Regions from separate parts of the Homo sapiens genome. Here all the other regions are linked to region 3. A link is a loop called in an ENCODE intact Hi-C map of the cell type or tissue named here. Cell type or tissue: CD4-positive, alpha-beta T cell. All regions are shown on one strand.

Region 1 (8,000 bases), 750 kb before region 3:
AAGTTAGGGTTTTCTGTTTGTAACTGTAATATATTGAAGATGTGATGTTGAAAAAGTCTCTATAAATACCAGTTTCATGCTCAAAGACTGCCTTCAGCCAGGGCAACATAGTGAGACCTCATCTCTACTAAAAATAAAAAATTAGCTGGGTATGGTGGTAAGTGCATGCAGTCCCAGCTAGTAGGGAGGATGAGGCAAGAGGATCACTTGAGCCCGGGAGTTTAAGGCTGTATGAGCTATCATCACGTCACTGCACTCCAGCCTGGGTGACAAAGCGAGACCCTGCCTCAAAAACAAAAACAAAAGCTGCTTTCAAGTCTTCTCCAAGCCTCACTTGCACTGAACTTGTTCCTTCACAAATAGCGCTTCCCTTGGGCCCTGAACGCCTGCAGCTTAGAGAAAAGACCGGCACCTTGGTGCTCCCATAGTCCCACAAGTCGAAACCAGCTGAATGCAGGTTCCTGGGCCTCACACCAGCTACTAAATCTGTTTCTTCACTATTTCCAAAGAAAGCCCCTGCCCAAGTGGGTCTCAGATGCTATCAACAAGGATCTTCTGACTAGCCTGTACTCAGGCAAAATGTCCACTCCCCAGGCAGTCCAGCCAGGAAAGGTTCAGAGAGGGATTGTCAGCACTAGCTGGGCCATATCTCACTCTGGCTGGCCCCCTTTGGGGGAGTAGCTTGATTCTCTGTAAAGAGCCTATGCAGGGAGGGAAGGCAGGGGCCCCTAGTGTGAAGGCCCTGGGCTCTTAAGGGTGTGCCCCTTAGCTGCCTGTGCAGGGAGGGGAGGCAGGGGCCCCCAGTGTGAAGGCCCTGGGCTCTTAAGGGTGTGCCCCTTAGCTGCCTGTGCAGGGAGGGGAGGCAGGGGCCCCCAGTGTGAAGGCCCTGGGCTCTTAAGGGTGTGCCCCTTAGCTGTTGCTCTGGAACAAACCACCCCAAAGCTTGATACTTTGAATGACAGACATTTATTGTTGCTCATGAATCTATAAGACAGCAGGGTTGGGGGAGGTTCTTGTCCGGCTGCGCTCTCATTTTGTGCTCTGCTAGTCTAGGATGGCCTCTGAGATGGTGTCCTCCACATGGTGTCTGATCCCAGCAGGCCACCCTAGTCATGCTCACATGGGGCCTGGCGAAGGTTCCAAGAGAACAAGTGGGAGCTCCAAGGCCACCTGAGGCCCAGACTCAGAACTGGCACGTGGTCACTTCTGTTGCACCCTATTAGCCAAAGAAAGTCACTAGGCCAGACCAGATGCAAGGGCTGGGGGAATAGACTCCACCTCTCGATGGGAGGTGTAAAGTCACAAGGCAAGGGGCAGGGATACACAGACATTTTGCCATCACTCTATCACACAATGCCTACTCCCAGGCCACAACTTTAGGGAATGGTCCGAGGCCTGCTCCCACCTAGGTTTGTATGAGGAGAGGCCCCACGTGCTCTCAAGCTAGCTCTAAGCGGCTGCTCAGTCCAGGAGGGGGCAGGGGAAGACCTTGTTACCTGCCAACCAACAGTGTTGCCAATAGTACCCTCAATTTGTTAGCTGCCACATCTCCCCTCTGCTCCAGAGGCCAACCTTCTAGGTGAAGGGTAATTCCCCTGCCTTGCCACAGTGCTTGCTTCAGGCACCCATGCAGACCTTCCCTCACTGCAGGAACTGGCTCAGCCCAAGTATGTTCAATTCAGGCCAATGAGACTGGGGCAACTGTTCTTTGTTCCTCAGGCTGGAACTGCTACCAGAGTGGAGACTGAGCTCCTGGATCGGGTACATCCTGAAGTCTGCTGCCTTTGGATTGGCATTATGAGAGCTAATAAATCCCCCTTTGAAACCCCCAGAGCTCAGAGGGGCTTTCTAGGCCAGGCATCATCAATGTATTCCATCAATATCAAATTAAATGGGTTTGGATCACACAACACGGGATATGAGCAATGTTTATTTCTTTTTTTTTGAGATGGAGTTTGACTCTTGTCACCAGGCTGGAGTGGTGCGATCTCAGCTCACTGCAACCTCCGTCTCCTGGGTTCAAGCGACTCCATTCTCTTGCCTCAGCTTCCCGAGTAACTGGGATTACAGGCGCCAGCCACTACGCCCAGCTAATTTTTGTATTTTTAGTAGCGACGGGGTTTCACCATGTTGGCCAGGCTGGTCTTAAACTCCTGACCTCAGGTGATCCACCTGCCTCAGCCTCCCAAAGTGCTGGGATTACAGGTTTGAGCCCCCTTGCCTGGCCAATGTTTATTTCTTTAAATGAAATTTAATCTGCTCCCAGCTGCAATTCTACAGAGATGTGGAAATTCTTCTCCTTACCTACCTGGGTGGTAAAATCCTGGGGTTCTCACAAACTCAGAATATTGGAGTAGGGCTCTTGTCCTTTAGCCTGTTCTTGTCACTGCTGAGATGCCTGCCTTCCTGGTCTGAGTGTACCCTGGGACTCAGCCTCCTCATCTGAGGCACCATCTCCTCTGCAGGCCCAAGGAGGATATTGGGAGTTGGGGAAGGAAATATATCTCCCCTGGACATCTAGCTTATCTGTCAGTTTCCACTCCCCAACCCCTTACTGCTCTGCTCACCACCCCACGGACTTGACGCTTTTCTCTCTTTCCTGGGAAGAAGGTGGCTTAATGTACTTTCTTCTTGAGGCTGTCACCAGCAGGCGTTCACTCAGCAAGCCTGTCCTCAAGGTGGAGCCTTCTGTAGCCCACGGAGTCCCGGGACACTGCAGAACCAATCCATCTTGGTCCCTGCCTTGGGTGAAGTCCTGCCTCCATTGGCCCTGATCTTGTTGGATCTGGGCTGCTTCTGATGCTAGAGAAAGGGGAGGAGGGGGTGCTCCCAGGCGCAGCTCTGGGTTTTGGCCCTCTAGGCCGGTCACATCGCCTCTTTGAGCACCTGTGGCTTCATCAGCAGAACAGGGGCAGGCCAGTTCCTACGTCCCTGGACCGTAGTGAGGATGGTGGAGGCGCGTGAAGGGCCAGTGCAACGTTGGCGCTCAAGAATCCTGGCCACTTCCCCAGCCAAACGTACACTCACAGTCGCCACTCAGTCTCGGGGGTTCCCTAGGTGAAGCCACCTGGATGCCGGCAAAGGGTGGGTGTTCCAAATTTCCACATCTGAAGGGGTTCTGGGAGTTTCGAAGGGGTGCGCACCAGGAATGCCTTATGCTAGGCTGTAGGGAAGTGCTAGGACCTGGGCCGGGGTGGCCAGATTTCGCTTATAAAAATGCAGGATGCCCAGTTCAGTTGAATTCCCGATAAGGAGAGGATACATTTTTAGCCTAAGTTTGTCCCCACGCAGTAACTGGGCGTCCTGCCTTTTATCCGGCAATGCTTTTCTGGGCAGACGGGGGCTAGGAAGGGAGAGGGGTGCGGTCGGGGTGCGGAGGCAGGGGGGCCGGGGCCGAGGGGGGCCCGGCCAAGGAAGAGGAGGCGCGCACCGCGGGCCGCACTCTTTATTGGGGCGGCGGGTGTAGGGGGTGGCCCGCAAGCGGGTGGGGCGCGCTCGGCCCGGCTCAGGCGGCCTCCAGGCGGCGCGCGGGCCCGGGTCCTGAGCCTCCCTGCTGCAGCGCCTGCAGCCTGCGCTCGCGGCTCCGCTCCAGCTCCAGCCAGTGCTGCGCCTCTAGCTGCGCCTGCAGGCCGGGGAACGCGTCGGCGCGGGCAGGGACGCCCCCACCGCCTCCCGCGCCCGCCGCTGCGTATCTCCCGGCCGCGGACCGGACCCGATCTCCCCGCCATCCCCGCCCCGGGACGCCGGTCCCTGCGCGCCGCGCCCGCCATCCCCACCCGGCCCCGGCTTTCAGTCGCCCGGGCTCCTCCCACCAATCCGGACTCACCCGGGGCTTGGGGCGCGCGGTCCGCGGCGCCGACACGTGCAGCAAGGCCGCCTGCCTGCTGCGCTCGGCCGCCCTCTCCGAGATCCTGCGCCGCAGCTGCTGCACGCGCTCGTCCTGCGAGGGCGCCGCCGGGGCCGCCGCAAGGGCCTTCTTTTCCTCCCACCTGGCGGGCGACGCGGCGGGCTCAGGAGCAGGCCGGCGGGAGGCCCAGGCCAGACCCAGGATGCCACCCGTGTCCAAGCGACGCGGGGGCAAGGAGCTACGCAGCCGGAGAGGTTCACCGGAATGATTTAGGACAGACAGCGAGGCCCAGGGGCCGCGGCGCGCTCCTAGACAGTACCACCGCTCAGGGGCTGGAGGGGTTGGGGGAGTCTCCAGCACTTCTATCTACCCTTTTGCTCTTTTTTTCTTTTCTTTAATTTTTGTTGTTGTTGTTTGTTTGTTTGTTTGAGGCAGGGTCTCACTCTGTCGCCCAGGCTGGAGTGCAGTGGCGCGATCATGGCTCACTGCAGCCTTGACCTCCCAGGCTCAAGCAATTCTCCTACCTCAGCCTCCCAAAATGCTGGGATTACAGGCGTGAGCCACGGCGCCTAGCAGCTTTTTTTTTTTTAAACTTAACATTTTTTTAAAAAAGTATTACAGGTGTACTAACTATATGCATAACTGGGGTACAAATGTGAAAGCCTCCTTTGACCTCGCACTCTTCTGTCTCTTGCCTGGAGGTACCCCCTGCTAACGCTGTGGTGCTGTGGCCTGCATCTCCACAGGTACCTGCAGACATGGCCCTTGATCCTTCTGATTGTATGTGTTGTTCCCTGCTGGCTTTGGCGTCAGTGGACCTCACAGCCTTAGGATATTTGCATGTGCTGTTCCCTGTCTCCACCACTCTTGTCTGACTGTCCAGGTCGACCCTGGTGAATTTGTGGCCTGGGGCCTAAGTGCATGCCTGAGCCCGCTCTAACTTTTTTAGCAGGAGGTAGACCTTTGGAGGCACCCTAACACCAACCAGGCTGCGTCTGAGCTCTGCCAGGCCGTGGCCAGCAGCTGGAAGTGATGAGCTGTCCAGGTGTGTGCCACCTTGGGGAGCTGGTGGGCAGCCAGCCCGCCCTGTACAGCACCAGCAGCGGTTGCCCTGTGCCTCCTCTGAATTGCAACCAGAGCAGCGGCCCCTCCAAGGACCAACAGTGAAGGGCTCTCTTCCATCAGCAATGATTAGTCCTTCCTTCTGTCCGCCCCGCCATCCACCACACCTAGTCCCACTCAGAAACCGTCTCCGGAGCCCTGTATGCCAGGCTCTGAACGAGGCTCTACTACAACAGCTGGGCCTCCCTGGGAACTAGGCCAGGGCCCAGAGGCCAGCCTGACCCCAGGACCAGGGGACATGCCTGCCCATGTCTGACCTGGCTGCCAGGGGCCAGCCACAAGGGGCTAAAAAACATCACCAGACTGTCCCCCAAACAAGTAAAAAGGCATCTGTATGTGTGTGCATGCAAACGAGCTATCTGCAACCCTCAACTAGATCCTGGTTTAAAAAGAAAAAAAAAGTTACAGCAACAGTCTTTTAAAAATGTTAGCCAGGCTGGGCTCACACCTGTAATCCCAGCATTTTGGGAGGCCAAGGCGGGCAGATCACGAGGTCAGGAGTTCGAGACCATCTTGGCCAACATGGTGAAACCCTGTCTCTGCTAAAATACAAAAAGTTAGCCGGGCGTGGTGGTGTGTGCCTGTAGTCCCAGCTACTTGGGAGGCTGAGGCTTGAACCTGGGAGGCAGAGGTTGCAGTGAGCTGAGATTGCGCCACTGCACTCCAGCCTGGTGACAGAGCAAGACTCTGTCTCAAAAAACAAAAACAAAAACAAAAAACAGTTGGCCAACAGTCTTTGGACACCTGGGGAAATGTGAAAAAAGATGAGATATTTAGGTGATGTTGGGAATTTTTGTTCCATTTTCTATTGGTGTCAGGGTGCTGTGGTTTATGTAGGACGATCTATTTTTTTAGAAGATGTATGCTGAAGTGTTTAAAGTGTCTGATTCCTGCAACTACTTCCTAATGCTTCTGCAGACATAAATAGCTAGCTGGCTACGTGAAGCACATATGGTGAAAGGTTGGACCCATGAGCTGGGTGCAAAAATGACTGCATCTGGGTCATGGCTTCTGAGCCATGGATGCAGAATTTTGCACCATTCCCATGTGCCTGGAAGTCACCTACTACAATAATAGGGGTCAGGGGAGTTACGGCAAGGGAACTTCCTGGGCAGGAGGGTGGTGGTTGTTTCTAGGAGACCCACCCAGGAGGGTGCAAGGCAGGCTTACAGCATGCTCCCTGTCCACCCAGAGGCACCCTCCCCGAGCCCAGTACCAACCTCAAGGCTGCGGATCTCCCCATGGCTGCACGGCACAGCGAGATCTGCTCCACCATGTTCTGCAGTTCCTGGCTCTTGGTGTGCTTGCCCTGAATGATTTGATCCCGCTTTTCTTCCTCCTTGCGCCGCTGATTCTCTTTGAGCAGGGCCAGCCGCTCTCGCAGCTCCACTATGGACATCTCTCCTTCCAGGCCGTAGCCGGGGATCTGTGGGGTGGTAGGGGAGGCCCCAAGCTGGGAGCTGTGCTGGGCCCCGATGCTTCCCACCAGGATCCCTCCCCTGTTCCATAGGCCCACCCCTTGCCCACCTTCCCTCTGCTTCAACACTGCTTATGAAACATGCCCCCAGCCTCTCCAGCCTGGGCTCCGCTCTGCAACACTACACCTTGTGTGGGTCTGCACATCTCAGCTGGACTGAGGCCCCTCCACTGTGGCAAGTCCCAAATGGAGCTCATGACTATCTCCCCAGCCAGGCTTCGGGGCCTGGGGCAGACAGCCGTTTGCACTCCCCATGGCCTCGGGGCTGGGCCAGGCCCTGCAGCTGGCTCCCCGCACTCCTCTGAGGCCTGGCCCCTCATCATGCCTTCTCACACGGGCTTCCGGCAGGCCCTCCTCAACCTCCTGCTCCATGCAGCCTCCATCCAGCCTTTGAAAACACCTGCGCTCTCCCTACACTGCCCTTTCCACCCTGGCCCTCCCTCAACAGGCAGCTCCTAAGTGGCCTCCTCTGTGAAGCCCACCTTGGCCACCCCCAGGAGTTATAGAGGACTGGCTAAGTGTGTGCCTTGCCCGCAGGCTTGTGAACTCTTAGGGCCAGACCCAGGCCCGCGGCACATGGGTGTTGAGTCACGGAGGGTGGCGGGCCAGGTTTCAGGTGGTGCAAGACCCACCTGTGGCTCTGGTGGGAACCCTGGAAACTGCCTCTCATGGCAGTGCCAGCGTGGAGGCCCCTGAGGCATGGGCCCGTCCAGGACTGCATCCTCACCTGGGTCAGGTCCACGAGCTTGCCCTTGCGCGTGGGCTGTGTCTCGAGTGCGCGCAGCTGGGAGATGAGTTCACAACGGCGCCGCTGCTCCTCCTGGGCTGCCTGCGCCCTGCGCTGCAGCAGCCCCCTGCTCTCCTCGATCGCCTCCTGAACTTGGGGGCCAAGCCAGGAGCTGAGGTGGCTGGTGGGTGGCAGGGCAGGGGCTGGACAGGAAGGCACCTCCCCCAGGGTTCCCCAGCCAGGACTCTGGCCTCAGTGCGGCCACCTGGGAGTGCCTCCCTCAAGGGGTCCCTGACCCTGGACAGCCATAGTGGCTCACTCAGGAAAGGGTGGCAGCCCAGCACCCGAGTGGGGAAGAGCGGGGTAGGGCCAGTGACATCTGGCTCCTGACTACCTGTCTGCTGTCGGCCCTTCGCGAGCTTCGTCTGGGCCGCCTTGGCGTTCTTCTGCCCCTCTATCACCTGCTCCACCAGCTCCTTCCTGGACCTGTCCTCCCGGAGCCGTCTCTCTGCACGCTGCAGCATCAGCTTGGCCATCTGCCCAGACAGCGGACCTGCCACGGTGAGTGGGGCTGCTCCGGCTTCCCTGCCTGGTCCCGCCCCAGCCCAGGGCGCAGCATGAGGTCTGAAGGTGGACCCAGTCCCTGCCCTTGAATCACCCCAGAACCCAGGTCTAAGCCCATTCACTCCTGGCGGTGCTCTGGAAGTTGGGCCTGCGGGGAACTTCCACCTCATGTCCTCTCCCTTCCTCCCAGTGTGGTCTTGGGGGGAACCTTCCTGCATCTGAAGCCACCCAGTTTGTGGTACTTTGCTGTAGTAGCCCTAGAG
Region 2 (8,000 bases), 160 kb before region 3:
AGCTATACTGCAGGCCAGGCACAAGGCCGAAGTGGGAGGATCACCTGAGCCCAGGAGTTCATGACCAGCCTGGGCAACATGGTGAAATCCTGTCTGTATAAAACACAAAAATTAGCCAGGCATGGTGGCACATGCCTGTTGTCCCAGCTACTCAGGAGGCTGAGGTAGGAGGATCGATTGAGCCCAGGTGATCAAGGCTGCAATGAGCCGTGATCATATGACTCCACTCTAACCTGGGTAACACAGCAAAACCCTGTCCCAAAAAAAAAAAAAAAAAAAGTAAAAAGCTATACTGCAACTTGGCCGGGCACAGTGGTTCACACTTGTAATCCCAGTACTTTGGGAGGCCAAGGCAGGAGGATCACTTGAGGCCAGGAGTTACAGAGACCAGCCCAAACACTGCAAGACTGACTCCATAAAAAATTTTAAAATTAGCCAAGCATGGTGGCATCTGCCTGTAGTCCTAACTACTTAGGAGAATGAGCTGGGAGGAAAGCTTGAGCCCAGGAGTGCCAGGTTACAGTGAGCTATGATTGAACCACTGCACTCCACACCAGGTAACAGGTGAGACCCTATCTCAAAAGAAAAGAGCAATATTGCAACCAATAGACAAATATAAAATGCTAGAGTCCCTGGGTTACCAACACAAGTCTTTTTCTCCCCCAAAGTACTCGCTGTAAATAACCATTCATTAAAAAGGAATTAGCAAATCATACAGTTTACAAATACAAGCCTAATCCTCTAAAGCCCCCATGTCATCTCCTCTTTCGTATTCTGTGTACTTTATATTTTTTTATCTTCACCAAGGATAGAGAAATTGACGAGGTAGATTTCTTGCTCCATCTTGGTGGTAGTACAGATCTGTTCTACTACTTGTTGGACTTATATACTTGCAATGTTTCAGAGTGACCTTAGCCAAGCCATTTCCTTTCTAGACTCAGCTTCTTCTCCCAGATGCTCCATTACTTACAAAACAGAGAGGCAAACAGGCCAGATATCGGCATTAAAATGGGCTGTTTGTTTACCCTAAGCCATATACCCATTTATTCGGCACTTACTGAGTGTATGCCATGAGAATGCACCAGCAGAGGCAATGCTGCCCAAGGCAATGACAGAGTCCTACCTCTAAGAGTTAACCCAACAGGGGAGAAAGGTCACAAGTGGCCATTAAAAAGCCATGAATTATGCTCAAAGAGGAAGGACAGGTGGCAGGTAGTCCACACCCAAGAACAGCCCACACAAAGGCCTGGAGTCAGGACATGGTACCACGTATTTGGAGAACAAGGTCACACTTACTACAATCAAGCAAAACAAGAGACTGAGGCTCAGAAGACTAAAATGCTTATCCAAAGTTGTATGCATTCTATGGCCATGAGCAGCCCACCAAAAAACAAAACAAAAACAAAAAGGCAAAACCAAACACGTAGATCAGAATATATGAGTAAAAAGCCTTATGGCTTCTGTTGCTGCTGATTAATTATTTACTTAGAAAGGTTATTTGCCCACTTGCCCAGCTAAAAAGGACAGGGCAGAGCCAGGAAGGCTGAGTGTGCCTGTAGTAACCACTACTCAGGAGGCTGAGGCGGGAGAATCACTTGAGCCCAAGAGTTTGGGACTGAAGTGCACCATGATTGCTCTCCTCTGAAATAGCCACTGCACTCAAGCCTGGGCCACATAGAGAGACCCTGTCTCTAAAAATAAATAAATAGCACAGGACAAAATACGTTTGGATTATGAACTTCAGCACCATCTTAGCACTTCTTTTAAGTTCTTGCTTGGTAAAGAGAATCCTGTAGCTTAGTAAGCCTAATTCCAGCTACTTTTGCATGTTTTACACTGAATCTTCAAACAAAAAAAGTTCACATTCTGCCATGTGAGTAAACTTTGTAAGATTTGATTACTTTTAGAAGGAGAAGATAATCTGAATAGGCAGAAGGCTGTACCCATGTAAGCCCCACAGGATTAGGAGGAGTGGGTTGTCTTCTACCTATTCAGATTATCTTCCTGACTCATTCTAGGACTCTGCTTAATGCTTCATTTGGGTCCGCACACTTCAGCAAGTACTGGTTTGAAAGCCCTGGATAAGCTGATTGCATAGAAACAAAGCAAGTCGCACCTGCAGCCTGCTGACCTTATAATTTTGTTGTGCATGGCTCCAAAAGTTATATTAGTTTATATGTTACATACGAATAGATACGATAAATTGTCCATCATTCTTTCAAATTCTCAGTTAATTACCTCATACTCTTAAAATAAAATCTTTACTGTTATAATCAGAGGCCAGACTCTGGTATTAATGCAGTCAGGAGAGGACAATTTTTGTACTGAGATCAGAGCTCTTCACAAAAGCTTACACAAACTCAAAATTGTGCAGTAAGTCCTCACTCTACCAACCATCAGCCCAAAACTGAAGGTTGCTGGGTTTGGGTGGCTGAGAAAATGGAAGGAAAGAAAAGGAAATGACTCAAAGTAATCGTGCTTAAAGCATGAGTCCTCTTCATCTCCATTTGGCAGTTTAGATTTGAACCACCATCAGTTGTGGGGAATGAGAGCACACATCAAGTACACAAGGAAAGGCTGTGCTCACAGAACTTGTTTGCTTTATGTTGTTGGCGTTCTGCTCTTTAAAATATTGTTGTTCTCATCACATTTAAATACGTAACTAGGGCACTTAAAACATTTTGGGAAAATTAAAAAGTTTAAGTCCCAAGTTCATAAATGGGATGGCTCCTAAGTTATTTTCCACGTTGATATTTGAAATACACAAAATAGAGTGAATATAACCCATGCGTGATGCTGGCGTTTAACTCATTTAAAAATCAAGGCTTGAAAGTCTGTGAAGCAGGTGGGTAGCACTGAAGAGCTGCTCCTGAGCCAGGCCTGAACTTTATCCAATTAGTCTTGTCTTCACAGGGTCTGCGCGCTCTCTCTCTCTCTCTCTCTCTCTCTCTCTCTCTCTCTCTCTCTCACACACACACACACACACACACACACAAAATACACGTTATCTACCTAAAAACGATTAACGTCACCACATCAGTTTTGATACTATGTTTCCACTTGAATGTCAAAGCCCATCGTGGGCACAGAAAGATTCGTGCTGCAATGGGTCCTATACAATACCCTCATCCATTTTATTTCTACCGAAACTTAAGACCAGCATTTTTTAAACGCCGAGATTTTAAACCACGGTTCCTGTGAGTGGAGCAAAACCAGCCATTAAGTCGCCAGGTCCCATCTCATGCACTGAGGCTTCAAGGACTATCAATCTGCATCCTGGGGCGAGGGGAACATCCCAGGCGGAGGCCCGGACGCCGAGGGCGCGCAGCCCCCCAGCAGGGTACCCACACCCGGCTCACCCCCGCCTCCACCTGCCAAGGGCCGGACCGCGGCCCGGCTTCCCGGGGGAGCGTCCGCGCTGACCAACGCCCGGGCGCCGCGAGTGTCAACGCCAGACACCGCCTGCAAACAAAAAGCGACCCTCGGCCCGACCCCTGGCCCCGGCGCCGGCCCCGGGACCCCAACCTGCCCCTCCCACCGCGGCCGCCCCGGACCGGGGGCGCCGCACAAAGGCCGGCCCGACCCGCTCGGCGCCGCGGGAACAAAGGCGGCCGCCTCGGCCGGGCCGGGCACAGGTGCAGCCGCAGGGCCCGGCCGGGCCCAACATGGCCGCGCCCGCCCGCCCGGCCCCGTTAGCCGCCGCCGCCCGCAGGCCGCCGCCCCTCCCCTGCCCGGACTCGTCCCGGCCTCCGCGGTCCGCCCGGTCCTCCCGCCGGCCCTCAGGCCTCCGCGGTCCTCGCGGTCCCCACGACCCTCTCAGGCCGCCCGGCCTCCCGGTCCCCCAGCCCCTGAGCCGGCCCCTCAGGCCTCCTCAGTGCCCCCACTCCTCCCGGCGCTCCCGCCCCCTCAGGCCTCCGCGGTCCTCCCCGCCGCCCCTCAGGCCTCCCACAGCCCGGCCTCCCGGCCCCAGCCCCGGCGGTTGGCGGCCCGCGACTGTTGGGCGGGCGCCCCAGTGACCTGCGGTGCGTCGCATCCTCGGCGGGCGGCTCTCCGGAGCGGCAGGCTGGGAGGGGGCCGGGGCCGTGCGGCGGTAGGGCCCAGGCGGGGAGGGGGCGGCGGCGGCGGCGGGCGCAGCGCGGCCAGGCCGAGGCTCTCGCGCGCGGCGCCGACCCCGCCCCCGCGCCTCCCGCCCGCCGCCGCCGCCGCAGCCGGGGCCGCCGCCGCCTCGCAGAAGCCGCGGGAAAAGTGCGCGCCGCTGATTGGCTGCCGCGCTCGCGGGGCCCGCGGACCGGGCTTTTCAAATCCGCGCCGGGGCCGCGCACGGGCGGGGCGGGCAGGCACGCGGCGGGTGGGGGCCGCGCGGGCGGGCGGGGCTGGCAGCGCCGGGAGGGCCGGGCCGCGGGCCCCGCGAGCCGCCTCAGAGTAGCGCCGGGCGCGCGCCCTGCTCCCGCTACTCGGCGGCGCGCACCCGGCCCAGACCCGGCGCCCGCGGGCGCCGCGCTCAGTGACGTCACGATCCGCGCCCAATCACCGTCCGGAGCCGGCGCCCCCGAGCCGTGGGCGCGCGGCCGCGGAGGCTGGCGTTGGGCGCGCGGCCCGCCCGCGCGGGTCCCCAAGCTCCTGTCCCGTGAGAGGGGCGCGGGGCCTGGGGCCCGCGGGAGGCTGCTAGCGGCGTCCGCCTCGCGGAGCGGCAGTGCGGGGACGGGTGGGGAAACCGCCGCAGAGGCCCCGCCGTGGCGGGCCCGGAGCCTCAGAACAGACGTGGCGGAGAGGGTCAGACGCCACGACGGGGCAGGGCAGGGCGTCGTGCTCTTCCCGCCTAACGGCCGCAGGGCGTGAACGAGTCCCCCGGGCGAGGGTCCGACCCGGAGCTGGGCGCGGCTGCGGGAGGACCGCTCGCGAGGGGAGGACGCCTGGTCCAGGGGCGCTACCCCAGCGCCGCTGCGGTAGAGCCGGGCTTCAGGGGGTGGCGCGGGCGACTGCGTGCGGCACAGGGAGGAGGAGGAAGCGGCGCGGGCGAGCGGGGAAGTCAGACGCTGCAAAAAGTGGGCGGGCCGGGCGGTTGAAGCCGGTGTGATTTGCTGCCCGCCGCCCATGGAAGTTCGGCTCCTGCCTCCAGGTGCTGCCGGAGCCGGCGGCCTTGGGTTTTCTGTCACGCAGGTTCAGGGAGCCGGGAACACCTTCGGCCTTGAGCCTTAGTGTCTGCTCGAGCTTTACAGGCCCAGCTTGAGCCCTCGCTGAGAAGCGGGCCCAGGGGAGCCTGGCGAGAGTTTGGTCAAGGAGAGCTTTGTGAAAGTGCGCTACCCGGGCTATAGAACGACACCTCAGCCCAGGTCCTGCCTCCCCGGACCCACCTCCAGCCACCAAGGAGTGGCCACAGTTCACCTCCTCTTCCTCTCCCGCGCCGCCTCCGCTGCTGTCCCTTCACAGGTGCTGGGCCCCTGTATGGGTTGAGTTGTGGCCCCCCCAAAAAAACAAGGGTTGCTGCAAGACTTACTATAAGGCTACAGTAATTGAGACATTGTGGTACTGGTGGAAAAATACACAAATAGATCCATGAACAGAATAGAGAACCCGGATATAGACCACATAATGGAGTCAGCTGAGCTTGACTCTAGGAAATGGAATGGAGAAAAGACAGTCTTTTCGACAAATGGTGCTGGAACAACTGGATGTCCACATGCAAAAAAAAATCAGGCTAGACACAGACTTTACACCCTTAACAAAAATTAATTCAAAATGGAGCCAAGGCCAGTGGCTCACACCTGTGAGAAGTGTGAGCCAGCACTGTGGGAGGCCAAAGTGAAAGGATTGCTTGAGCCCAGGAGTTGGAGACCAGACTGGGCAACATAGCAAGACCTCGTCTCTATCACCAAACAAATAAATGAATTTTTAAAATTACGGCCAGTGCCAGGCATGGTGGCTCACACCTTTAATACAAGCACTTTGGAAGGCCGAGACAGGTGGATCGCCTGAGGTCAGGAGTTCGAGACCAGCCTGGCTAACATGGTGAAACCCCGTCTCTACTAAAAAAAAATACAAAAATTAGCCAGGCATAGTGACGGGCATCTGTAATCGCAACTATTCAGGAGGCTGAGGCAGGAGAATCACTTGAACCCGGGAAGTGGAGGTTGCAGTGAGCCGAGATCATGCCACTGCACTCTAGCCTGGGTGACAGAGCAAGACTGTCTCAAAAAATAAAAAATAACAAAAAGTGAATAAGCCAGGCACAGTGGCTCACACCTGTAGTTCTAGTTATTTGGAAATCCGAGGCAGGTGGATCATTTAGTTCTGGGCTATGCCAGTCAGGTGTCTGCACTAAGTTTGCCATCAGTATGGTGACTTCCCAGGAGCTGGGAACCACCAGGTTGCCTGAGGAGGGGGGAGCCAGCCCAGGTCAGAAACAGAGCAGGTCAAAACTCCCATGCTGATCAGTAGTGGGACTGCACCTGTGAATAGCCACTGCGCTTCAGCCAGGACAACATAGCAAGACCTCGTCTTAAAAAGTGGACAAAAAGGCAGTGGCTTACACCTGTAATCCCAGCATTTTGGGAGGCCAAGGCAGGAGGATCCCTTAAGGCTAGGAGTTTGAAACCAGCCTGATCAACATTGAAATCCTATCTCTACAAAAAAATAAAAAAACAGCTGGGCATGGTGGTGCATGCCTGTAGTCTCAGCTACTCAGGAGGCTGAGACAGAAGGATCTCCTGAGCCCAAGAGTTACATGAGGCTACAGCAAGCTGTGATTGCACCACTGCATTCCAATCTGGGCAACAGAATGTGACCCTGTCTATAGTAAAGTGGACAAAAGACCTCCACAGACGCCTCCCCAAAGTAGATACCCAGATGGCAAGGATGCACGTGAAAAGAAGATCCTCATTATCAGGGCGTAATCTCAACTACTCAGCAGGCTGAGGGGGGACGACTGCTTGAGCCCAGGAGTTTGAATACAGCAAGACCCCATCTCTCAAAATAAAAATAACAAGAGGTAGAGAGACCTGGGCTAGCAGTTAGTATGCTCAGCCCCCTTGTCATGGGACGCCTGGGAAGCTTCAGAGAGTCCACACCAGCAAGAAGGCTCTCATCAGACACACCTCTTGGACCTTGAACTTCCCAATCTCCATAACTGTAAGAAATAAATTCCGGCCAGGCACAGTGACTCACGCCTGTAATCCCAGCACTTTGGGAAGCTGAGATGGGGGATCCCTTGAGCTCAGGAGTTTGAGACCACCCTGGGCAACATGACAAAACTCCATCTCTATAAAAAAAAAAAAAAAAAAAAACTACAAAATCAGCTGGGTGTGGTGGTACATGCCTGTAGTCCCAGCTATTCAGGAGGCTGGGTGGGAGGATCACCTGAGCTCGGGAGGTTGAGGCTGAGTGAGCCATGACTGTGCCACTGCCACTGCACTCCAGCCTGGGCAACAGAGTGAGACCCTGTCTCAAAAATAAGTAAATAAATTCATTTTCTTTATGAATCACCCAGTTTCAGGTAGTCTGCTATAAGCAACAGAAAACTGACTAAGAAGCCAATCTGAAAGGGCTACAAACTTGTGTGATTCCAACTCCATGACATTCTGGAAAAGGCAAAACTATGGAGACAATAAAAAGATTAGCCAGGGGTTAGGGCAGGGAGGGATGAGTAGGCAGAGCACAGATGATATTTAGGACAGTGAAAATACTCTGTGTGACACTGTAACAGTGGATACAAGAACGTACAGCACCAAGAGTGAACCCAAAACCGGATTTTCAGTGATCATGACGTGACAATGTGGGTTCACTGATTACAAGAAATATACTACTCTAGTGGGGAATGCGGATGATGGGGGAGGCTGGGTGTGTGGGTGAGAAGGGGCTATATGGGACCTGGGTGCACTTTCTGCTCTATTTTGCTGTATACCTAAAACTGCTCTAAAAATTAAACTTTAGGCTGGGCGCAGTGGCTCACCCCTGTTAATCCCAGCACTTTGGGACCAAGGCGGGCGGATCACCTGAGGTCA
Region 3 (8,000 bases):
TCTCTGGAGCATACCCACCCTCAGTTACGTGCCAGACCTGGACCGCATTCTCCTGCCCTGTCCTGGAGCTGGCCCCTGGCTGCCTGGAGGACCCTGGGTAGGTCCTGAGGGTGGGATGGAGAAGAGGGCACTGCTGTGGTGTGGGAGCAGTCCTGGGGCTTCCTGGTGGCTGTGACCAGTTGAGGGGCTGTTCCTGGGTGGGGTGGCAATGGGAGGACAGGTCAGAGCGCCCTCATTTGTGGGGCTGCCCCTCCGGGTTTCTCATCCTGTCCTTGGTGCCTTTTTCTGCCCAACAAGTCCAGGGAAGGCCGAGGTCTCAGACTCCTGGGTAGGGGTGGGGGTTTGAGTTGAGGACCAAAGTGCCATAGCGACATCCAGAACACAAGCCCACCAGGGGTCCAGCCCAGGCTACCCACTCCCCTAGGGTCTCCCAGGCTCAGAAGGGGATGCACGCCCCCTGTGGTCAAGCCTCTGGTGGGCGTCTTGCCCAGTTCCTGATGGTTCAAGGGGAGGGGGGATGTTGGCCAGGCCCCAGGGCACAGCCCTGACACAGGTGTGGCTACTGGAGGGGCCTTCATACCTGCGGCCCCAAAGCCCCTGGGCTTGGCTGTTTGAGGCAGAGGTGATGGACTCCGGGGGCCTGACACTTGGGATTTGGGAGGCTTCCTAGAGCGCTCAGCAGGTGAAGGCAGCAGGGGCCATGGCCGGGAGCCAGGCCTAGCTTTGAACTGAGTTTCAAGGGCTGCCAAAGAGGGGCAGTGGGTTGGGGTTGTTTTTACTACAAAATAAGTTACTTAGTTTTATAAAGACAAACCGATTGTAGCCAAATGACACCATATTTAATAAAATTTAGTCTGAAGTGATGTACTGTGTTTTGTGTTGCCCGATATTAAAACCAAACTTTTGTCATAGTTGGAGAATGGCCTGTGGGTATTGGAGAAGCCACCTTAGAGGTGGAATTGCGTGCGTGGCGTGCTTTGTTCAGAATAAGGAGGAAAAACCCATTGGTTGGGAGGCGGGTACAGTAGGAACCTTCCCCTCTGATTTCTGGTTAGGGACTCTGGGGTCTTGAGAACCCCTGACCCAGGGCCCTCTGCAGGAGCAGGGTGGGAGGGGCAGAGACACGTCCTGGGGGAAGTCACTGTGTGGTCGCCACTGCGGCTGCTTCCAGATGCAGGAACTGATGTGGGGACACATGGGTAGCCAAGGAGTGAGCAGCCTTTCCGGTTCACTTATGTTTGCAGCTGCGTCCTGTGAGGACACCAGGCTGTCTCTACTGACCTCACTGTGGGTCAGGGTGGCCCAGGAATTGCCAGCCGAGCACCTAGGGCAGCCAAGACAGCAGCCTGGGGTTCCCCACAGCACTGGGCCCTCAGGTGAGCACCCCAGCAACCGGACAGTGAGTGCTTGCTGCCTTTTCCCCATTCTGCTTCTTGACCCACAGGATGGTTCTTGGGGAAACAGTACACGTAATCCTATTGAAAGATATGACAGTGGGCTCTAGTTTCCTGCGCTACGAGTGTCTTCAGATTCTTTCCAGCCTGGTACTTTCACTGGCATTCTTTTGCATACACAGCCAGGCGCTGCTTTAACCAACAACAGAGATCCAGTGAGCATCTACTGAGGGGCTGTTATGGGCCCTGACTGTGCCAGGCCCTGTGACTCACAGGTACTTGGGACTCTTTGGCTCTGTACTGTTAACTTAGAGAAGAGTTTATTTCTTCTAAAAAGTTACAGCCTGACGAGAATCGCTTGAACCTGGATAGCAGAGATTGCAGTGAGCCGAGATCGCGTCACTACACTCCAGCCTGGGCGACAGAGTGAGACTGTCTCAAAATAAAAATAGTTAACAGCCTGCAAGATGGCCATCCCTCAGACTGGAAAGCACAGCCTCTGGCCAAGACCAGAGATGGGCACTTCAGAGGAGGAGGAGGAGGGGTTGGGGCAGGAGGTTTATGCTGAATGGGTTGGCTAAACATGCATATTCAGCAGGTGACAGGAGGAGCTATGAATATTCATGAAGGCAGTCCTGACGCATGCATCCTGAACAAACATACAATCCACATTCACTTTGGGGTGGAGACTTAACATTTAAAATGTATTATAATGAGGTTCTACACAGGCCAGAAGTGGTCCATCACTGTGGTCTCTTATCTGGACCAAGTTACTGAAATCAGTCTCTTGTCCAATGAAACTGTAGTTATGGCTGGTGGAATAGGGGCTGGGGGATCAGTCAGCATCCGGTGGAACTGCAAATTGGTTTTTATTGTTTTGAGACAGGGTCTTACTCTGTCGCCCAGGCTGGAGTGCAGTGGCGCCATCTGGGCTCACTGTAGCCTTGACCTCCCAGGTTCAAGGAATCCTCCCACTTCAGCTTCCGAGTAGCTGGGATCACAGGCACACACCACCATGGCCGGCTAATTTTTTTGATTTTTAGTAAAGATGAAGTCTTGCTATGTTGCCCAGGCTGGTCTCGAATTCCTGAGCTCAAGCGATCCTCCCACCTCAGCCTCCCAAAATGCTGGGATTACAGGTGTGAGCCACAGTGCCTAGCCTTTTTGTTTAAGTTTTTTGTAAAGATAGGGTCTCGCTGTTACCCAGGCTGGTCTTAAACTCTGGACCTGAAGCAATCCTTTTGGAGGCTTCAGCCTCCCAAAGTGTTGGGATCACAGGCATGAGCCATCATCTCGGCCACTGCACTGTTCCAATATTGCTTAGCTCAAGGCCAGTGCTTATTGAGCTACTAAGAGGAAAAGAAAAGCAGTGTGGCAGTAGGAATATAGTTTAAATGTAGGGTGTGTGACTTAACCCTTGCCTGGCATGACCTTAGGTCCTATTCATAATTTGGTATCTTATTGCCACTGGTGTCCCCTTGACCGCAAGGGGGTCCATTCAGTTGTTGGGGGCTTAGGATTTTAATTTTTTTTGAGACAGAGTTCTGCTCTTGTTGCCCAGGTTGGAGTACAGTGGTGCAATCTTAGCCCACTGCCTCCCGGGTTCAAACAATTCTCCTGCCTCAGCCACCCGAGTAGCTGGGATTACAAGCATGCGTCACCATGCCAGGCTAATTTTGTATTTTTAGTAGAGACAGGGTTTCTCCATGTTGGTCAGGCTAGTCTCGAACTCCCAACCTCAGATGATCCTCCCGCCTCGGCCTCCCAAAGTGTTGGAATTACAGGCATGAGCCACCGCGCCCTGCCAGGATTTTATTTTTAGTTTACAGTGTTGAGGGTTATGGGATGCCCAGGGCCTGGGGAGGAAGGGGACAGGATGTGTCCGTCCTAGTCTGAGGATGACTTTTTTGAGTTCAAAAGGGGGCGGTGGACGCACCAAGGCACAGTCCTGAGGGCAGCAGGTGCAAAAGTCCGGCCCTCCCAGAGGTGTAAGGCCTTAGAGGGATCCCAAGCATCCCTGGGGCTCAGCCTCCTGGACCTGACCCCACTGCCCACTCTTTTGGCTGGTTCCACTCTCCCCTGCATCCCTCACGTTGTCCCCAACAGGAAGCTGTGGGAACCTGTTCTCAGGTGTAGTGCACCCGTTGGGGTTCTAGTTGGCTGGATCCGCGGGGCCGTCAGCTGCAACTGTGACGGCGGGGAAGCGGGACGGGATGGTGCGGATCTACAGGACCTCGCCTCCAGGTGGAACCTACCTGCTGAGCCAGGGATTCTTCAGGATACAAACCCAGTCAACTCCAGGCAGAGGGTGGGAGCGTCATGCACCGGCGACACAGTGGAGGACGTCATGGACGGGCAGGGAGGCAGCGGCAACCGAAACTAGCGGCTCAGTCGGTGGCCGGTGTGCGGTCAACGGCCAGGGCAGTGGGACCGGAAAGACTCAGTGTAGTTGTCAACTGTTGCGACCTAAAAGGTTACTCCAAAACTTTAAGCGGCTCAAAACAATAGACGGCGCGTACGGGGCCTGCAGCGGCCACGGGACCGTGGGAAGCAGTCAGTACCCGCCACAGGCCGCGCCTTCCGGGTTCCGGGTTCCGGGTTCCCGCCAGGGAGGAGACACGCCCCCACCTGGGCAGGAACCAAGCAGAGCCGCGCTCCACCCAGGCCGGAACCAATGGGAGATGCGCCACGACCCAGGCCGAGAAACGTGCCGCTTACCCTTCCCCCACGACCTGCGCCGCGTCGCGCGCGGCCGAATCTCCCGCCAAAGCTGCCCCCGCCCGCCAAGGCGCGACCTATCAGCGTCGCAGAGGCCCGCGGCGGCCCGGCCGCCTCAATCCCGCGGGTGGGGGCAACCTTTTCCTCAGGCCTCTCCTCAGCCCACGGCGTCCATCTGGCTCCCGAGCCGAGGGCCGGGCAGTCGGGCTTCGCGGCTGCCCGCGGTCCCGAGGCCTCGCCCTAGCCCCAGTCGGCTCGCGAGGCGCGCACAGCTGAGTGGACCCCTGCGGCGTGGCCCGATGGTCTCGCCCGACCCGGCGCGCGCGGGAGGCCGAGGGGCGGGGCCCGGCGCCCACATAAAGGCGGTTGGGGGCGGGGCGCGCAGAGCTCGTGAGCGCCGGCGCGGGGACGCGGGTTTCTGCCTCAGGCCCTGCCCTGCTCTACTCTGCGCTCTCTGCCCGCGCCGCCGCCGCCTCAGCCTCGGCCCTGCGCTGCGCGCCCGGCCCGTGCTGCCATGGCCTGCCGCCCGCGAAGCCCGCCGAGGCATCAGAGCCGCTGCGACGGTGACGCCAGGTGAGGCCGGGCTGCGCGGCGGGCGAGGGAGCGCGTGCCCCGTGGGGCGGGGGTTGTGCGGGGCCGGGGTGTGGGAGGGCGGAGGTTGTAAGGCGGTCCCGAACCTCCCGTGCCCAGCCGACCGCGTCCCTCCCCGCAGCCCGCCGTCCCCCGCGCGATGGAGCCTGGGACGGAAGCGCAGAGCCGACGGCAGGCGCTGGAGGCCCGAAGACGCCGAGGAGGCAGAGCACCGCGGCGCCGAGCGCAGACCCGAGAGGTGGGCGCGGGACCCGGGGGTCGGGGCGCGGTGGGGCCCTTGACGAGGCCGCGGGCTCCAGGGACCTCGTCGCGCTCTCGCGGTGCCGGGATCGGTCAGGTCGGCACCCTGCGTCCTTTTATCTTGGTCTCCGCGCGGCCCGTGGACTGGGGCGGCCGCAGCAGGCCTGGGAGGCGCTGGAACACTCCGGAAGCCTCTTGCCAGGATGGGAGTCAGCTGAACCGGCGTCAGCCCGAGTTAGCCAGTTCGAGTCTGTGTTGTGCTCCCGGGAGAGGTCAGGGTCTCTGACGAGCTTCTCGTGAACACGTGGAAGTCAGGGACACCCGAGTCCCGAGGAGAAGTGAGTTGACAGGGCTTACCTGCTTGGCCATTTTCTGGGTTAGGCAGTGTGCAGGGAGGGTGGAGATGCGAGCGAAAGGAGGGCTTGATGGGGTGGGACGGCCGAGGAGGGTCTGGAGGAAATAAGCAGGGGTGCCAGTGGTCGTAGTGGCGGGGCTTTTCGGGGCTGTGGTTAGAGAAAACTTCTCGAGGGGCTTTGGGGTGGCTCGTCCCGCACTGGGGGCTTGTTGCTCCTGAGTTCCCTGAAAGGCGTGGTGACTTGGCCGAGATGGAGCAGTGAAGGTGGAGGGAAATGCGTGGTTCGGGATAGGCTTCTGAAGGCAGGACCTGTGAGACTTGCTGATGGGTTGGGGATGGGAGGCGTGAAAGGAAAAAAAAAAATCGGACCCAACTTCACTGTGCCAAAAGGAAAAAATTATGCTGAGCGCGGAATCATGCAAGAAACTACCTTTGCGTTACTTTTTTTTTTTTTTTTTTTTTTTTAAAGACAGGGTCTCACTCTGTCTCACAGGCTGGAGTGCGGTGACGCGATCTTGGCTCACTGCAGCCTCCCCCTCCCGGGTTCAAGTGATTCTCCTGCCTCAGCCTCCCCAGCAGCTAGGATTACAGGCGCATGCCACCGCGCCCGGCTAACTTTTTGTATTTGTAGTAGAGACAGGGTTTCACCATGTTGACCAGACTGGTGTCGAACTCCTGACCTCAAGTGATCCACCCACCTTGGCCACCCAAAGTGCTGGGATTACAGGTGTGAGCCACCGCGCCCGGCCACCTTTGTGTTTCTTTTTTTTTTTCTAAGCAGATACCTACAGATACAAGATTAAATATCTCCACGGGTGAACTCTGTTCACTTTAAGTGGCGACTTACTGAGCACACTAGGAATACATAATTGACTATTCCCCTACCTGCTCCTTTTCTCTTGGAACATGTAGATCTTTCTCCTTCAACCTACTTTTCTCTTTTAAATATTGAAGCCCTGACAGTCATCTCTGGAGAAAGGCACAGACCACAGACTCTTTCTGTAATTTCGTGTTCTTCTAGGTATGTCCTTAACATTAGCTAAATTCCTAAAGCAATTGAGACCTGTCTCAGACACTTTTTGGTTTACACAGGAAAGAGGCATCAAGAATGACTCAAGCCTTTAGGTCTGAACGCTGTTGATTGGGGCCATTTGCTAAGATAGAGAAGATGGGCTGGAGCAGCTAGGCATGGGAAGTTGTGAGGCTTGAGAAGCTGCTTAGAGAAGCAAAGGAGATGTCAAGAAAGGTAACGGAGTGTAGGAGTCTACATGGGAGGCATCTTCAGGCACAGTGAGTTACCAGGACATAGAGATGATATTTAGAGACTTGGGTCTAGGGGGCTGGGCGCAGTGGCTCCTGCCTGTAATCCCAGCACTTTGGGAGGCCAAGGCGGGCCCATCACCTGAGGTCAGGAGTTCGACACCAGCCTGACTAACATGGAGAAACCCCATTGTTGGGGACCAGCCTCGACACTTACCCGGAATGAGAAGAGACAGGTTAAGAGCTCATAAAGGTGGGAGCCAGGGGACCAGTTGGAAAATGGAGGCTGCAAAAGGCCCGGAGTTGCGGTCTCCACACTATTTATTGAGTACAATCACTTTAAGAAGTAGGCCGGGCGCGGTGGCTCATGCCTGTAATCCCAGCGCCTTGGCAAAAGGCGGGTGGATCACGAGGTCAGGAGATGGAGACCATCCTGGCTAACACGGTGAAAACCCGTCTCTACTAAAAATACAAAAAATTAGCCGGGCGTGGTAGCGGGCGCCTGTAGTCCCAGCTACTCAGGAGGCTGAGGCAGGAGAATGGTGTGAACCCGGGAGGCGGAGCTTGCGATGAGCCGAGATCGCCCCACTACACTCCAGCTGGGGCAATAGAGCGAGACTCCGTCTCAAAAAAAAAAAAAAAAGAAGTAGATGTTCAGGGTGAAACAGTGAAAGGGAGGCAGGCGTCATAGGCGTAATTATAGCGGTTTCAATGAATCTCCTTTGTGCTCAAACAGCATATCTAACTTATTGGAGAGTAGCTAGTGGGAGCGGGCTTAACTAGGAGCCTGCAAATCTGTCCACATTCCAGTGCTTTAAAGGAATGTCTTTCTTCTTGAACACTGTTTACAGATAAGAGAGCAGGTCTCGCTCTGAGCATGGGAACATGATGGCAATTAGGAGGCTTTCCTCCTCAGAGGCCTCTTGTGGCTTTTCACAACTTACTGTGCCATATTTTTATGGCCAGCTTATACAGGCACTCGATAAGCCTTTTTCCCAACACCCCATCTCTACTAAAAATACAAAATTAGTCGGGCATGGTGGCGCATGCCTGTAATCCCAGCTACTCGGGAGGTTGAGGCAGGAGAATCCCTTGAACCCAGGAGGTGGAGGTTGCGGTGAGCCGAGATCACGCCATTGCCTTCCAGCCTGGGCAATAAGAGTGAAACTGTCTCAAAAAAAAAAAAAAGACAAAAGACTTGGGTCTACGGGTGGGTACAGAAGAGGCCCTAGGTCCAGATATGAAGGGAAGGTAAACAAACCTTATTGAGATCAAGCTCTGAACTCTCCAGTGGTCTCATTTAGCTGAAGATAAAAATATTAAATCCTTACAGTGCTTTAGAAGTTATGGAAGTTTTTGGTGTCCTCATTCCTCAAACTATAGGAATGCTTCTGTCCTAGGGCCTTTGCACTTGGTATTTGCACATTGTGGATAATGCCTGG

What was found. Hi-C counts contacts between places; a loop is a spot of excess contacts. Peaks named below come from ENCODE experiments on the same cell type or tissue, not always from the same donor. Only the 100,000 strongest peaks of a DNase experiment are listed, where the experiment ranks them.
Region 1: it touches region 3 in a loop (3-fold over the local background); 5 of 110 quality-filtered maps call a loop at or near these places.
Region 2: a loop joins it to region 3, with 6 times the contacts of the local background. A loop is called at or near these places in 12 of 110 quality-filtered maps.

What each region holds. Positions count from the first base shown.
Region 1 is chr4:2,458,432-2,466,431 of GRCh38, reverse strand. CFAP99 (cilia and flagella associated protein 99) reads right to left here. Exons shown (of 16, transcript NM_001193282.4): 12 at 7,568-7,709; 13 at 7,174-7,325; 14 at 6,190-6,395; 15 at 3,827-3,989; 16 at 3,430-3,622. The coding sequence ends at 3,506. LOC105374353 (a long non-coding RNA gene) reads right to left here and starts at 3,428. Exons shown (of 2, transcript XR_007057992.1): 1 at 2,309-3,428; 2 at 948-1,216. LOC107986250 (a long non-coding RNA gene) reads left to right here. Exons shown (of 2, transcript XR_001741551.3): 2 at 1,720-1,910. RefSeq lists an enhancer at 2,485-2,984 and a silencer at 3,402-4,021. In CD4-positive, alpha-beta T cell, a CTCF peak has its summit at 3,536 (motif pointing right); a DNase peak (open chromatin) is centred at 3,561; H3K27me3 peaks cover 493 bases.
Region 2 is chr4:1,867,560-1,875,559 of GRCh38, reverse strand. It overlaps NSD2 (nuclear receptor binding SET domain protein 2), which reads right to left and starts at 4,167. Exons shown (of 22, transcript NM_001042424.3): 1 at 4,018-4,167. It also overlaps the pseudogene RN7SL671P. RefSeq lists silencers at 3,734-4,433, 4,484-4,713, 4,744-5,003 and an enhancer at 4,737-5,238. In CD4-positive, alpha-beta T cell, no CTCF peak of the experiment used is centred here; DNase peaks (open chromatin) are centred at 2,509, 3,079, 4,409 and 5,009; H3K4me3 peaks cover 3,026 bases; H3K27ac peaks cover 2,341 bases.
Region 3 is chr4:1,708,815-1,716,814 of GRCh38, reverse strand. SLBP (stem-loop histone mRNA binding protein) reads left to right here and starts at 4,496. Exons shown (of 8, transcript NM_006527.4): 1 at 4,496-4,685; 2 at 4,825-4,941. The coding sequence starts at 4,627. TMEM129 (transmembrane protein 129, E3 ubiquitin ligase) reads left to right here. Exons shown (of 4, transcript NM_001127266.2): 4 at 1-863. RefSeq lists enhancers at 971-1,070, 1,381-1,450, 1,571-1,680, 3,660-3,949 and silencers at 4,080-4,989, 5,000-5,119. In CD4-positive, alpha-beta T cell, no CTCF peak of the experiment used is centred here; DNase peaks (open chromatin) are centred at 4,084, 4,494, 5,104 and 5,554; H3K4me3 peaks cover 2,861 bases; H3K27ac peaks cover 2,529 bases.